Regions from separate parts of the Homo sapiens genome. Here region 2 is linked to region 1. A link is an interaction called in ENCODE POLR2A ChIA-PET data of the cell type or tissue named here. Cell type or tissue: Caco-2. All regions are shown on one strand. Links, peaks and the distances in the headings refer to the core of each region. The heading gives the core; the rest is flanking DNA.

Region 1 (4,394 bases), core at 395-4,394:
AATGTCAAAATGTCCACAGTGGTTATATCTGGTTGTTGATTTATGCGTAATTGATTTCTCTATACTTGTTTTCATTTTTCACACATAATAAGCCCTGTTATAGCCAGCAAAAAATTACAAAAAAAGTCAAAGTCATCCTTCTTTCAATCAGCCCATTGCCTTGCCCCCTATCCTCCTGACTAGACGGAAGCCCAGTGCATAATTTGTTTTTCAGGCAGAAGAACCCCTTTCATTCCACTGTTACAGATGAATCACCTACTGTGGGAGTAGTCTTGGTACTCACATCAAAGTGTAATTCATCAGTGACTGTGATTGAAAACAGATCCTTTACTCTTTCGTAAGTTAGGAAACAAAATGTGGGGGCAAATGAGGAAAAGAAAACTAAGAGGTTGCTGGGGAGAAAGAAGGCAAATGTCACCTGCTTCATCATTCTTTTTAGAGCTCTCAATGTGTACCTTCAGTATTGCTCAGACTTTTTTTTAATGTGTAGCAGTGTTGCTATGGTAACTGAAAGCTACATCTTCTTCCATAAAAGCTTTATTGCCTTCCCTAGTGGGAAACAGGCAACAAAAAAAGAGAGCTCCAAGTTTCTGGGAACTGAGTCTTTATAAGGAAATATATTTTGTTGTGTTTTGCACACTGTTTCAGGTTCTTCTTTAGGTCAAGGTCACCAGAAAGGGTGAGAGAAATATATTTCTGATGCGGGCTCTTCCAGGAATAGATTAAACCCAGATACCAGACATATTTCAGGATATGAGGGTAAAGCAGGTTTTACATGGCCATGTGAAGGGACTTCTGAAGGACAACCTGAGTATAAAACACGTTTTATTATCATGATTATCAAAAAGTATGTGTCAGCCTCTGTGACCATTCATGACTAGTCAGGGCGCTGGGTAAGACAGAAAGGTTCAAGCTCAGCTCACTCGGTACTCAGTCAAAGGCAGCCTTAGTGAGCACATACAACCACATCAAGGACAGTCACACAACATGAATACGGAGGACAAACTGGCATGCCATTTGGTCTCACTGTTTCCATGCGTCCACAGCTCATTTCTAACTTTGTGCTTTGTGTATTTGCTTGTCTTGTTTACCTGTCAATAAGGCCTTCTCTATTTTTTTTAAGTCCCAGTCTTCCTTAAAGACCCAGTTATGAAGCTCCTCCCCTTTGAGAGATTGCCTCCTTTTAAACCTTATTATATGCAGTTAGCATGAGCTTTTAGCATTTATGTTTTTCCCCAGGCATTCAATGATCGTATGATCATTGAAGTGTTTTATAGATAATCATATGTAGGTTTCTGATCCTTCCTAGATAAATGCTATATTAAAGATGGAAGGTTTGGAGAACCTCCACCTCTCATCGGTTTTTAAAGAAAATGGCCTGTGGTGCTCTGAAAGAGGCAGTTAGTTGGAAATTCCAACTGCCTGTCCTTTAGATTTTCTAAGCATGCTTCTGTACTTGGTAGCTGCTGATTGGCTGTTACCAAAGGTGACTAGAGTGCTAAGCCAGTCAACAGGGAAAACTTGGCTCCTGACTTTGGGTCTTTCTTCTCAGTCTATATGGAAGAAAACTGAGAAAAAATATAAAAAAGAAGAACACAACTAGTTGCGCATCTCCTAAAGAGGTAATTACAGTAAAAAATATTAAAATAAGGACCCTGCTGGAGTATGAATTTATAATGTGATCACTATTCCATAATAATGGAGTAACTATAAATGAACCAACTGGGGGAGGAAATAGCTTCCTTCAATGGGGCAATTCCCAATGTTTATTTAGTGCCAGAGAAGAGAAAATGCCCAGATACATGACTTGTATCCAGTAATTATGTAAAACTTATAATAATTACAAAGGAATGATAACTGGGGGTAATTTAACTGCTAAGTAGGTCAGTAGGGGAGTGTGATGAGGAAAAAGAAGTTGCTGCAGTGTATGGAGATATGGAATTCAGAAGTAATACTTGTCAAGTGCTTATTCTGTATAGAATATGTTAGATGTTTTAAGGTATTTTTCATTTAATTCTCACAACAACACTGTGAAGTGCCTGTTATCCCCATTTTACTGAATAGAATATGAACTCCAAGAAGTTAAATAGCTTGCTAAAAATCAAATATTTCGATGGACAGACTTCGTCTTAGGCTAAAGTCTATGTTTTTACTCTAACTATGAGCTGAAAGTTGAAAGAAGATAGTATCAAATAAGGAAAAGTTGTAATATTGAAGGGAAAATAAGAAGAATGAGACTGGAACTATGCCCCAAAGAATTAAAGAAACCAGTAGGTAGCAGAAATTCTTGAGCTTGCAGGATGGCAGATAAGAAAGCTTGCAGAACAAGCTTGCTGACATTAAAACCAGAATTTCCACCACGTGCTTCATACTAACTCTCTCGAGTTTGCACAGGTGACCCATGAAGAGGCATAAAGATTCTAATAATGGTGTTGTATCATTTAATTTGAATGTTTAGCAAAGTGATATAAGATTTTTCTGGTAAAGGGACTATTTTCAGAGTTTAACTGTGATAATGTCTCCACTTAATGTTAAATTCGTTCTTACACCAAAAATATACTTGAGCATTGCACCATGCCGACAGAATTTTAATCTACCATTTGTTTCCTCTTACCTTGTGAAAACAAGTTGTTTTCTCAGATGATTTTTAAAAATGCACTAAAAACCTTCAGTTCTCCCCTGTTAATGTGATAAGAATGAATTCAAAAAAATCAAACTGTTTGAGCTTTCTATTGTCAATTAAATGTATTTAATAAGCAAGTCAGTTTTGATGAAGGAAAAACACCAGTTACATTTAATTTACTCAGCAGTTGTCAGGAACTGCACAAAGTTCTGAGATTTTATTCCACTTAGAGTTGGCAAATTAGTATGTTTCTGTTTTCTTGGATGCTGGCAAAAGACACAAGACTCCTAGGTCAGAGACGAAGGACTTTATTACTAATAGCAAAAGCAGTAGCCAGAGTGTCCACAGGTTGCTCACTCCAGTACCTCCTGTCCCCCAAGTTCCTTAGAGGTGAAATTCATCATGGATGCTGTGTTAGTTTTCTAGGGCTGCCATAACAAAGGCCCATACACTGGGTGGCTTAAACAACAGAAATTTATTTTCTCACAGTTCTGGAGGCTAGAAATCTGAGATCAAGGTGTCTGTAGGGTTAATTCCTTCTGAGGGCCATGAGGAAGGAACTGTTCATGCGTCTCTCCTGAGTTTATAGGTGGCTGGCTGTCTTCTTCCTGTGTCTTCCCTTCATCTTCCCTCTGAATGTCTTCCCTCTGTGTCTTCACTTCACCCTGCCTATGTCCAAATTTCCTCTTCTCTGAGGACACCAGTCCTATTGGATGAGGGCCCACCCTAATGACTTCATTTTCACTTCATCACCTGTTTAAAAATCCTATCTCCAAACATGATTGCCTTCTGAGGTAAGGGTGGTTAGGATTTCAACTTCAGAATTTTGAGGGTAGAAAATTGAGCCCATAATGGATGCTTATACACGTAGTGGAGTGCATTACAGGAGAGGTACAGTGAGATTAAGCAATTCACCATGGAAACAAGCCTGCTGTTGTCCAGGGTGCCTTACCTCATCCCTCAAGGCTGGTGGCTACAAAACACAAGCCTGAGATGAACACCATCCAGGGCCTTGCATTCTTGGCACACTCAACGAGAATGTGCAGGGAAACTCAGGACCATGTGAATTGTCTTCCCCAAAAGCAACGTTGTCAAAATATTAGATTAAGTTACAGCTGTATCATCCTCAGAGTCTTCATCAGTTCAGGCTCTGTTTTACATAGCTGTGTAACTGATCTCACCTCTCTAAAGGTTACCTACTGAAGGAAAACCTGAGCCACATCTCTTTTTCTAGTTTGTAATAATTATACCTATAAATTTACCTTTAATACCAAGTAGGGAGTAAATTTAGAGTTTAGGCAACTGTTGTGTTGTCTGCTTTTGTCACACAGTGTGAAATATTAAGAATATTGAGATTATTTCTTTACTACTTTGTAGTTGTTTATAGCAAAAGGAATTCAAAAATATGTTCAGAAATTGAGTGAAAATAATTCTTATTTATTCCAACAGATGGAATCGCCACTTATATATGTTTCAGTTTTGCTTTTGAACATATTTGAATTTTCATCAGGAATAGTATATAATAAAGGTAAGTTTCAGACCATCTTACTCTCTATTTCCTTCTCAGGAGTTCTTATTTGTGTCTCTTCCTTATTTACAGTAAAAAATTTTTCTTTTAGTATTTCTTCTTTATCTTATCTTCCAATTGTTTCCCAATATTGTCAATTATACTCTGGTCTAGAGGCTTCTAATATCCCGAGTACCTGGGATTACAGGTGCCCACCACCACGCCTGGCTAATTTTTGTATTTTTAGTAGAGATGGGGTTTCAC
Region 2 (4,394 bases), core at 113-4,112, 190 kb before region 1:
TTGGGACATTTCTCACCATCTACCTTAGACTTAGGAATGTGCTTGTGCCACTTACTCATTAAAGCTTCGTGTCCTGTTATCTTTATGTCTCTTTCATATCCCCTATCTCCTGTCTTGCAGATAGAACAGGGTCAATAATGTTTGCTGGCTTGTTGATAGGTCAGCTGTCCAAGAAAGTTGGGTAATAAGTGCTGGATAAACAGGAAGATGAGGTTGTTAGAAAACAGCAACAGCAACATGCCTTTCCTTAGATTTTGTGCACTCGTAGACAAAGTCAAGCTACTGGATTTATAAAGAAAAGATGCTCTTTCCATCCTTCCATCCTTGTTTGGCCCCAGTAGGTCAACAGAAGAATCTACAAACTGGGTGCTCAGCATTCTTAAGCCCCCAGAGTTCAAATCGAATTCCTCTTTTGGCCAGTCTTGGAGAGACTCTTCAATCATATCTTAAATAATGGCATTCTTTTGGCTCAGCTCTATGGATACTCCTCCTTCCGCCCCCAGTCCCCTGACCTTCTGCCCTCTTGTTTCTTGGCTGAAAATCTGGGTCTGCTGTAGAGAGCAAGAGCAGTTTCAGCAGAGCTGGGGTCCTTCCCACAAATCCAGAGCCACACACTCCAGAAAGCCTGACTATGCAGAAACAGCTGGGTTTTGGCAGGCTGATTCTGAAAAGCTTCGAATCACTTAGAAGCACTTTGTTCCCAAATGGTATGTGGAGGATGAGGAATGTACCATCAGATGAGGCAGGTCACCCATCTTGTTATGAGAGGACTCATTTGAGGACTGTCCCTTGAAACAGCTTCCCTGACCTCCCACCTTTACCTTATTCTAGATGTGACACTCCCAACTGGTTCATGGGTGGTACAGGTGCCTGGATATTGATCTCTTCAGCTCTTGGGTTGGGGGGCAGGGGCTTCAGAGGGAGGCTTAGTCCTTGGGCCAATTTGCCCATTCCATTGTACCTTACACACTTGTGTAATGTTCTATGTGTGCCTCAACATGAAAAAGGTTAAGAAGGGCAACTTTAGACTGGCGTGCTCTGCAGAGATTTCTAGGAACATAGAGCAAATTTCTCATTTACCTTTTAAAGTGAAATACATTCACTTGTTACTCTTGGTGCTGTGGCTTTTGATGAAGCAAATGCCAACATTAGGACTCTGTGTCTCCATAAAGCTATAGGGAAATTTGATTAAATTCAGTGTATTAGTCATCAGGACTTTTTGATTGCAACTGACAGAAACCCAGCTCCAAGTAGCTTAAGCAAAACAACAATAAACTACCTAAACGTATTTTGTTTTTTCTTTCTTTCTTTTTTTTTTTTTTTTTTTTTTTTTGAGATGGAGTCTCACTCTGTCACCCAGGCTGGAGCGCAGTGGCTTGATCTTGGCTCACTGCAACCTCTACCTCCCGCATTTAAGCAATTCTCCTGTCTCAGCCTCCCGAGTAGCTGGGACTACAGTTGCACGCCACCATGCCCAGCTAATGTGTGTATTTTTAGTGGAGACATGTTTCACTATATTGGTCAGGCTGGTCTTGAATTCCTGACCTTGTGATCCACCCACCTCGGCCTCCCAAAGTGCTGGGATTACAGGCGTGAGCCACCACACCCAGCCTAATTTGTTTTTTCATAACTGAAAGCTGAGAAGTAGAACTAGCTTCAGACATGCCTGAGGGCAAGGGCTTAAGTAGTGTCATATGGCCTTCATTTTTTTCTCTCTCTCCAATGACTATCTCTAAAACATAGGCTTCTTCATTCTCAGGGCAGGATCTCTCAAGTGGAGGCCGCTGGCAGCTCCAGGCTTATGTCTTTCTAGTTTAACAACCCAGAGAGATTGCCTTAATCTCGAGCTCTGGCAAAAGGTCATAGTTGGGCTCTAGTAGCCAGCATGGGTCACAAGCCCATCCCTGAGTTCGTCACAATGACTAGCAACCCATGGGCTTTGATTTAGCAAGCCTACATCACAAGCCCACCCCGGAACCAGCAGTGGGTCCAAAGCTACCTGCCGTGCATGGACCAAAAGTGCAGAAAGGCAGTTCCTTAAAGGAAAATTAGGGTGCTGTTACCGGATGAAGGAAGTTTGGATGGTGGGAGGGCAAGAGCTGTACCTGGAATCCTAACTTTTGCATGGAAAGAGAAGAAACAGAAGGACCCAAAGTTTGTTCTGAGCCCACAGTGACAGATAACAAAGGATGCACTCACTCACTAAAGGATGCACTATCTCAGTCATACACACACCCTTCCATGACATTGGGGGATGGTCACTAGTAACAAAAGTAGGGGCCTAGAGCTGCCATCTGAGCTGCTCACCTGTCCTCAGGTAAGCAAGTACTGATACTGCCCCCAAAGAAAACTAACTCTCCCTTTCATTGAAAGTTATCAGGTAGATAATACCATGAATCCTCTTTACAGAACATCTGAAGAAATGCCTAGTCCCTCACCTGAATTCTTTTTTGTTTGATTTTGAGACAGAATCTCGCTCTGTCACCCAGGCAGGAGTGCAGTGGTGCGATCTCCTCTCACGGCAACCTCCGCCTCCCACGTTCAAGCGATTCTCTGTCTCAGCCTCCTGAGTAGCTGGGATTACAGGCACCGGCCACCAGGCCTGGCTAATTTTTGTATTCTTTTTGTAGAGATGGGGTTTCACCATGTTGGCCAGGCTGGTCTCAAACTCCTGGCCTCAAGTGATCCACCTACCTCGGCCTCCCAAAGTGCTGTGATTACAGGCGTGAGCCACCGTGCCTGGCCACCTGAATTCTTTTGAGCTGTTCTTTGTTATCCTGCCCTTAGGAACAACAAAAAATAAAAGGCAAAGAATGGTAGATTTTTACCATATGTAACCATCATTATCTTTGGTCATGTTATAGTATGATTTGTTTACAATATACTGCTGGATTTGTTTGGCTAACATTTTATTTAGGATTTTTGTCATTAATGTCTATAAAGTAGAATGACCTGCCACATTTCTTTTTTAATATTACTCTTACTAGTTTTGGTGTCCACATATAAGCTTGATAGAGTGAGATATTGTTCCTTTTCTATTCTCTGGAAAGTTAGAATGGTCTAACCTTAGGTCATTCATGGAAATTTTATTCAAATTCAATTCATGGAAAGTTTATTTGAATTTGCCTATAAGATCATTGAGATTTGGTATTTTTGGGTGTGTGAGTGGGAAGATTTTTAGCTACTGATATGATTTCTTTTTTTTTTTTTTTTTTTTTTTTTGAGATGGAGTCTTGCTCTGTCGCCCAGGCTGGAGTGCAGTGGCGTGATATCGGCTCACTGCAACCTCCGCCTCCCGGGTTCATGCCATTCTCCTGCCTCAGCCTCCTGAGTAGCTGGGACTACAGGTGCCCACCACCACGCCTGGGCTAATTTTTTTGTATTTTTAATAGAGACGGGGTTTCACCATATTAGCCAGGATAGTCTCGATCTCCTGACCTCGTGATCCACCCGCCTTGGCCTCCCAAAGTGCTGGGATTACAGGCGTGAGCCACCGTGCTTGGCCGCTACGATATAATTTCTTAAAGTTAGGGGACTGTTTGCACTTTCTGTTTCTTCTTAAGTCAGTTTTACATAGTTACCTTTTTCTAAGAACTTGTCTACTTAATAAGTTTTTAGCTTCATTTGCATAAGCTTTTTCTTACCATTCTTTGTGTTATCTATTTGATCTTTGCTGACTTTGTAGTTCTGTTGTATTTTCATTCCCAATATTGTGCTAACTCTTTTTTTTTTATTATTTTTTATTTTTTTAGACAGAAACTTGCTCTGTTGCCCAGGCTGGAGTGCAGTGGTGCGATCTTGGCTCACTGCAACCTCCACTCCCTGGGTTCAAGTGATTCTCCTGCCTCAGCCTCCTAAGTAGCTGGGATTACAGGTGCTCGCCACCACACCCAGCTAATTTTTGAATTTTTAGTAGAGATGGGGTTTCACCATGTTGGTCAGGCTGGTCTTAAACTCCTGACCTCAGATGATCTGCCTGCCTCAGCCTCCCAAAGTGCTGGGATTACAGGTGTGAGTCACTGCACCCAGCCTTGTGTTAATTCTTTAATTAAAAAACAAAAAACAAAACAAAACAAAACAAAACAAAAAAAAAAACCACACAGATATTGCCAGAGTCATATCAGTTTGCTGTTTTCAAAAAGAAATATTTTGCTTTGTTGCTCTCCCCGATCTCTTTCTTTTCCTTTTGCTTTTATTTCATCAATTCCTGTTTTTTATTCTTTTCTTTCTATGTTTTGGATTTGTTTCTGTTTAAATTTTTTTCTTTTTTTATTTTTTCGAGAGTCTCATTCTGTTGCCTAGGCTGTATGCAGTGGCATGATCATGGTTCACTGCAGCTTTGATCTCCTGGGCCTCAAGTATCTGGGACCACAGGTATGTACTATACTGCCCAG

Evidence for each region. ChIA-PET counts read pairs that join two places held together with the same protein. Peaks named below come from ENCODE experiments on the same cell type or tissue, not always from the same donor. Only the 100,000 strongest peaks of a DNase experiment are listed, where the experiment ranks them.
Region 2: POLR2A ChIA-PET joins it to region 1 with 10 read pairs; 2 of 35 experiments call an interaction of 5 or more read pairs at or near these places.

What each region holds. Positions count from the first base shown.
Region 1 is chr14:91,729,158-91,733,551 of GRCh38, reverse strand. It overlaps CATSPERB (catsper channel auxiliary subunit beta), which reads left to right and starts at 1,466. Exons shown (of 27, transcript NM_024764.4): 1 at 1,466-1,622; 2 at 4,073-4,151. The coding sequence starts at 4,073. In Caco-2, for the core only: no CTCF peak of the experiment used is centred there; no DNase peak of the experiment used is centred there.
Region 2 is chr14:91,914,515-91,918,908 of GRCh38, reverse strand. The region is part of intron 4 of FBLN5 (fibulin 5); the gene reads left to right. Among named protein-coding and RNA genes, the nearest start is that of FBLN5, 31 kb to the left of the region's middle. In Caco-2, for the core only: no CTCF peak of the experiment used is centred there; no DNase peak of the experiment used is centred there.